Linked DNA regions of Homo sapiens: region 1 is linked to region 2. The links are chromatin contacts, found by Hi-C or POLR2A ChIA-PET in ENCODE. All regions are on one chromosome and are shown on one strand. Each heading gives the region's core, a stretch centred on a gene start or an enhancer-like site at or near the end of the contact. The rest is flanking DNA. Distances are from core to core; before and after follow the strand shown. Region 1 holds the start of FASTKD2 (FAST kinase domains 2). Region 2 holds the start of C2orf69 (chromosome 2 open reading frame 69).

Region 1 (3,222 bases), core at 401-2,900, 6.9 Mb after region 2:
CTGTGTGTTTTCCACTGACTTCCCACCATGTGGTTAGTCAGTGTTCAAAAATATTCTTCTGGGCCAGGTGTGGTGGTGCATGCCTGTAATCTTGGCACTTTGGGAGGTCAAGGTGGGCAAATCACTTGAGCGTAGGAGTTCAAGACCAGCGTGGGCAACATGACAAAACCCCATCTCTACAAAAATACAAAAATTAGCTGGGCATGCTGGTGTATGCCTGTAGTCCCAGCTACTTGGGAGGCTGAGGTGGGAGGATCGCTTGAGCCCAGGAGGTCAAAGCTGCTGTGAGCCACGATTGCACCACTGCAATCCAGCCTGGGTGACAAAGTGAGAGCCTGTCTCAAAAAAAAAAAAAAATCTCCTGTGGATGGTAGATGTCAATTGTGTTCAATGCATCAAAGAGATCAAATAAGTCAAAGACTAAACAGCTTCTATAAAAGTCAGTGGTGACTTTGGTGACAGCAGTTTCTGTCAGGAAGCAGAAGTAGAAGCCTTCTTCCAAGACTGATTGGAAGGCAGAACTGGAGATGGAAGAGCAGTCTACTCTTTTAAGAAACTTTACGAGGAGAGGAGGTAGGTACCATGGATTGTTGTAATAAAAGCCTTCTCAGTTGAGTCCTTGCTGTCAACCAGCACTTTCAATCATTCTCTCCGTTGCTGCCAAGACAGGCTTCCTAAAATGCAAACTCATTAAGACTACTCTCCTGCTTAAAATTTTTCTATAATTCCTCATTGCTTTCAGGATACAGTTCAAACACCTTTGCTTGACCTACATGAAATGCAAGGACCTGGCTCCTGCTCCTGTTGTAGCCCCAGGTCCTGTCACGCCCCACATATCCAGATCTTCTGTTAGGCCAGGAAGCTTCCTGCCTCTCTGCTTTTATTTGGAATAGCCTCCTCAGCTCACACCTTCACAACTCAGCTCCTGTAATACCTTCCCCAGCCAGTTCCTTGTGTCCACCTCTCCCTCATCCCCCAAACCCAGATTAGGAGTCTACGCTCCCAGAGGCCTGTGCAGGTCTCCTTCATCGCGTTAATCACACCGTATCAAAAGTACATGTTCTGTGCCCCATGAGACTGAAAGCTCCTCTAAGGCAGGGATATGTTTCCCTCCATTGCATCCCCAGTGTCCCACAATGCTTGGCGCACCGTCACGGTCCAGTAAAAAACTTTGAATAAATCTATAGCAAAGCATGGAGCGGTCCGTATAGAGGCTGCCAAGCCGAGCGGCCATGGGAGGTGAGCTGTTGTCGGCGTTTTGAGCAATCTGCGGGCGGACGCGGGGATCACTCACCCGCGATGACGAATTTGGCCATGGTCGAGAGAGACTCAGAGGCAGGGACCGCGGCTTCGCGGTTTCCTGGCAACCACGCAGCCAAGGGCAAGGCGCAGGCGCACTACAAAGTCTGGCGCCCAGCAGAGGTTAGGTGTTTAAAGTTAGGACCTGAATGGGTTACGTTGCGATACACGATCAAACATCGCCCTTATAAGCTCTGTGGTATCCCCGAGCCCCACTCCTGTATGCAGGGAAATTAGTCATTCTCCTTGGTAAACTTTCTTCAAGTAAGTCCTTCAGCTACAGCCGCGAACATATGCTTTTTGACCTTTGAGGGAATCCGTAAGATCTCGTGAGAAGCGCAGCTTCTCGGGGAAGCTGTCATGGCTGCTCCTGTACGTAGTCACGGTCTTGTGCTCTAAGGTGAGTGGAGGACGAGCTTGGGCTTAGCGGCAGCCCGTATCACATCCTAGACTTTTTACTTCGAGGAGAAGAGTCTCACGAGTTGTCCTGGAAGTAAGTTTAAAGGAGGTGGGTTAATGCTGGGCGGCCCAGCTGCGGAAGGACAGGCTCTTGAAGTTGGTTCTGGGGTCTGGTGAGGCTGGCTGGTTGTATAAGATCTTCCTCTTAAGCGCAGGCCACGTGCAGACATCGCTTTCGTTTTCTGCTTCTTCCACTGAGCCGTTCTACCTGCCCAGGTCCCTATTCTTGATGGTCTGGGTTCGGCCGTTGCTAAATCGTCATGTTGAAAATGATCTATCAGCCGGGCGCGGTGACTCACGCCTTGGGAGGCCGAGGCGGGTGGATTACCTGAGGTCAGGAGTTCAGGACCAGCCTGGCCAACATGGTGAAACTCCGTCTTTACAAAAAATACAAAAATTAGCCGGGCGTGGTGGCATACGCCTGTAATCCCAGCTACTTGGGAGGCTGAGACAGGAGAATTGCTTGAACCTGGGAGGTGGAGGTTGCAGTGAGCCAAGATCGCGCCACTGCACTCTAGCCTGGGGGACATAGCAAGACTTTGTCTCAAAAAAAAAAAAAAAAAAAAAAAAAACAGAGAAGAGAAAAGAAAATGATCTATCAATGCTAATCCCCTAATTTTCACCGAGGACATTTCCATAACAATGCCAACAAAAGTCTCTCCTACAGAGAAAGCTTTATGGAACGCTTTTGCACCAGAAAAATCTCATTAATACAATGACTACTTCCAAAGTGACCTGGCTTCTTTGAAACTGGACACATTGTGGTAGATTGGAGGGAGCCCACATTGGTAAAAAAAACTTTTACTGTTTTATGTAAATGTTTAATGGCTCCATAGGTTCCCCATTTTCTCTTCTGTTAAATGCATTTCATTTCTTTAAGTAAAAGTTTTGTTTTAATTTTTATTCTTTTCATTACTTCTTCCCCTACAGGAAAACGACAGCACGTGTTCTTTTTCACTAGTAGAAGTGACGTTGGTTTCATGTTGACAACTTTGAAGCCATTTGGAAGTGTTTCAGTGGAGAGCAAAATGAATAACAAAGCGGGCTCCTTTTTCTGGAACCTTAGACAATTCAGTACATTAGTTTCAACAAGCAGAACTATGAGGCTATGTTGTTTGGGACTTTGCAAACCAAAAATAGTTCATTCAAACTGGAACATTTTAAATAACTTTCATAACAGAATGCAATCAACTGATATCATTAGATATCTCTTTCAGGATGCATTCATTTTTAAATCAGATGTTGGCTTTCAAACAAAGGGCATAAGCACTCTAACAGCCCTTAGAATTGAAAGACTACTTTATGCTAAAAGACTGTTTTTTGACTCAAAGCAGTCTCTTGTCCCTGTTGATAAATCTGATGATGAATTGAAGAAAGTAAACCTTAATCATGAAGTCTCCAATGAAGATGTTCTTACCAAGGAAACAAAACCAAACCGTATCAGCAGTAGAAAACTGTCTGAGG
Region 2 (3,341 bases), core at 297-2,796:
ACTTTTAGATAACATTTCAGCAATCCTCTATCTAACAATGGAAAGTAACATGTTTGCAATTGGCAAAACAGAGTGACGTCAGGTTGCCTAAATGTCATTATATACTAATTATTGTATAACTAACCTCTACTTGTTTTTAACCAGTTATTTTAGAAAGCGGCAGATTTCCTTAGTAATTAATTGAATAATTTTTGATTGATAACAATATTTTGATGTCAGATGGAATGCAACAATTTAGACCAGAGTAGGTTAGCATACTAAGTCACCAAGTCTATACATATATATAAATCATATTTTATCATTTGCTCATTTATGTTCCTACTCCAAGCCATTTGTTATTATTTGCATATGTAGACCAAAGAAAACAGTATGTGTGCTTAAATACACATATATAAACTCCGAACAATTATATATAAAGTGCTTAGATTTCTGGCCTATAGTAAACCCTCAACAAATGTTGGCTGTAGTTTTTTGTAATTTTCATTAATTATTCTCTTTACAGTGCTTTGTCTCACAAGTACTTGGATCTCATCCTCGCTCGCACACATTTCCCTGTTTTGTTTGTTTTTGGTTTATTTTTTGAGACAGGGTCTGCTTCTGTTGCCCAGGCTGGAGTGCAGTGGTGGGATCACAACTCATTGCAGCATACAACTCCTGGGCTCAAGCGATCCAATCTCCCATCTCAGCCCTCCCAGTAGCTTGGACTATAGGCATGCACCACCACGCCCGGCTAATTAAAAAAAAAAATTTAGTAGAGACAAGGCCTCCCTATGTTGCCCAGGCTGGTTTCAAACTGCTGGACTCAAGTGATCCTCCGCCTCGGCCTCCCACAGTGCTGGGAGTACAGGCCTGAGCATACATTTCGCCAAATCTTATTCCTACTCAACTGGCCACAGATAGTTGCTGGACACACATGACTTTCCTACACTGTTTAGTTTTTGAAAACCTCCAAATAGCAAAACACCAAGTAAAGCGTACTGCCTCGCCCCGTTTTTTTCCTGTCCTAGATCATGTACCCTGTTCCCAAACAGAGATGAATTAGCTTCATATCTAACCACAAATTCTCCATGAGCACAGAGATCTTCGTATATCTATAATAATTGTACTCAGGAAACTCAAGGTATGAGGAGAGAGATTCCCTTCCTTCGGGGCTTGTAGGAGACTTCCCACGGAATCTTCTTTGGGAATGTCTCCCTTTTAAGCCCTGAAAGACCAGATAAATCTCAGGTGAACCTAGAGAAACAGGGAGCTTCGTATACTCAAAAGTCTATACATTACGTATTATTGAACGGCGACCTGCGGCCGCCCCTGCTGCTGCGCATGCTCCATAACTGCCGCTTGCTATAGCTGGGAGTACTGTATTATCTCTTTGCTCTTCGCCGGCTCTTCCCCAGACTTCTGTTCGAACTTCCCGGCCGCGGCAGAACCCACCAATCACAAACGCCCTTCCTCAAGCCACGCCCACCGTCTTCTCCGGGATCCCAAGACCGATTTCGCCCACACCCCTCCCTTCCTTTCCTTACGCACGCTGCGCGCGGACGTCGGCCTCTGACGTCGTCGCCTCAGCGCCGGCTCCCGGCCGGGCCGCGGCCGCCGACCGTTGAGCCGCCGGCTGAGCCGCCTGCTGAAGTCCCTCCCTCAGGAACCCCTCCGCCACCCTCCACCTCCGAACCGCTCTCGCGGCGGCGACCCATGTGGGGGTTCAGGCTCCTGCGGTCGCCGCCGTTGCTGCTCCTGCTGCCGCAGCTCGGAATCGGAAACGCCTCGTCCTGCTCTCAGGCCAGAACCATGAACCCGGGCGGCAGCGGCGGCGCGCGATGCTCCCTCTCGGCCGAGGTGCGCCGCCGTCAGTGCCTGCAGCTTTCCACCGTGCCTGGAGCCGATCCGCAGCGCAGCAACGAATTGCTCCTGTTGGCGGCGGCCGGGGAGGGACTGGAGCGGCAGGACCTCCCCGGGGACCCAGCGAAGGAGGAGCCGCAGCCGCCGCCCCAGCATCACGTCCTCTATTTCCCTGGGGATGTGCAGGTAACTCGGGGCCTGCCTGGGTATCTGTTCCTTCCTCTCGTGTATACGTACGCGGTCACTGATTCTTCCCTCGTGGCTGCTGCCTGGTTCCTTTCCTTGCCTGAACACACCCACACATTCACTGAGGGTGGCTCTTCCTCTACTCCACGAAATCCAAAACCGTGCCTTCCACGCCCTTGGCGCCCTTTGTCCATAGAACCCCATGGGGAAGGTGTCCGACGAGGGCTACGATCTCGAAAGAGCCAGCTGTCGGTCCAGGTTTCCAAGAGGCGGAATTTGAGACAGGGAGTGACACGCATCTTGTATATTTATTCTATAATTTGGTTTCTCAGAGGACCGTGTGTGTGTGTTGGGCAGGGGACAGAGCGATGGCTTTCAAATTAAGTTAGCACGTAGTGTTTAGAAAACGGTGGCAGTAATTAAAAACCAAACAAACATTACAAAGGTATGACATCCAGTAACCCTAAAAAAGAGTGGGGATGGGTGGAAGAAAAGGGACAATAATTATTAAGCATGTCAATGTTTTGATGCTCACCTCTTTTGTACTTTTGCTTTTGCATGTTATGTTTATTATTTTATAGCTGCAGGTAAATATCCGTGGTTATGTTGCCCTGAAAACTGGGTCTTAATCTAACGTTGCATTATCTAATATGGTAGCCATTAGCCATATATGGCTATCTGAATTAATTAAAATTAAATAAAACTAAAAATCCAGTTATTCATATTAGCTGCATTTCAAGTGCTCAGTAGCTACAGATGGCTTGCGTGTGCTGTATTGGACAGCACAGATATATAGCATTATCATAGAAAATAATCCATCATCATAGAAAGTTCTAGACAGGTAAAGCTAGACTATAGCTAGGTATGTTTCTCTTTTTTGTTTTTTTGAGACGGAGTCTTGCTTAGTTGCCCAGGCTGGAGTGCAGTGGCGCAGTCTCGACTCACTGCAACCTCCGCCTCCCGGGCTCAAGTGATTCTCGTGCCTCAGCCTCCCGAGTAGCTGGGATTACAGGCATGCGCTACCACACTGAGCTAATTTTTGTATTTTTAGTAGAGATGGGGTTCCACCATGTTGGACAGGCTGGTCTCGAACTTCTGACTTCAAGTGATCTGCCCACCTTGGCCTCTGAAAGTGCTGGGATTATAGGTGTGAGCCACCGCGCCCGGCCTACATGTGTTTCTTATACTATGAAACTACATTAGTTTATTTTCAAAATTGGTGCCTTAAAATGACATACTTAGAAACTGTGCTCTGAGTCAGATAATGATTAAGATATAGATATAGATATATAGATATAGATATAGATATTCTCTTT

What was found. Hi-C counts contacts between places; a loop is a spot of excess contacts on that map. ChIA-PET counts read pairs that join two places held with the same protein, here RNA polymerase II (POLR2A). Pooled maps may share reads with other maps.
Region 1: a loop to region 2 is called in a map of naive thymus-derived CD4-positive, alpha-beta T cell, with 17 times the contacts of the local background. The contact joins the promoter of FASTKD2 here to the promoter of C2orf69 in region 2. A Hi-C loop is called at or near these places in 1 of 168 maps with a recorded cell type or tissue (naive thymus-derived CD4-positive, alpha-beta T cell) and 7 of 50 pooled maps. POLR2A ChIA-PET finds 5 or more read pairs at or near these places in 1 of 52 experiments (GM12878).

The regions. Positions count from the first base shown.
Region 1 is chr2:206,763,956-206,767,177 of GRCh38, forward strand. It overlaps FASTKD2 (FAST kinase domains 2), which reads left to right and starts at 1,651. Exons shown (of 12, transcript NM_001136193.2): 1 at 1,651-1,792; 2 at 2,689-3,222. The coding sequence starts at 2,739. It overlaps MDH1B (malate dehydrogenase 1B), which reads right to left and starts at 1,373. Exons shown (of 12, transcript NM_001039845.3): 1 at 1,295-1,373. The coding sequence starts at 1,316. RefSeq lists enhancers at 1,152-1,291, 1,542-1,921.
Region 2 is chr2:199,909,747-199,913,087 of GRCh38, forward strand. It overlaps C2orf69 (chromosome 2 open reading frame 69), which reads left to right and starts at 1,547. Exons shown (of 2, transcript NM_153689.6): 1 at 1,547-2,025. The coding sequence starts at 1,693. It overlaps LOC101927687 (a long non-coding RNA gene), which reads right to left and starts at 1,400. Exons shown (of 4, transcript XR_923766.4): 1 at 1,279-1,400. RefSeq lists an enhancer at 1,679-1,868.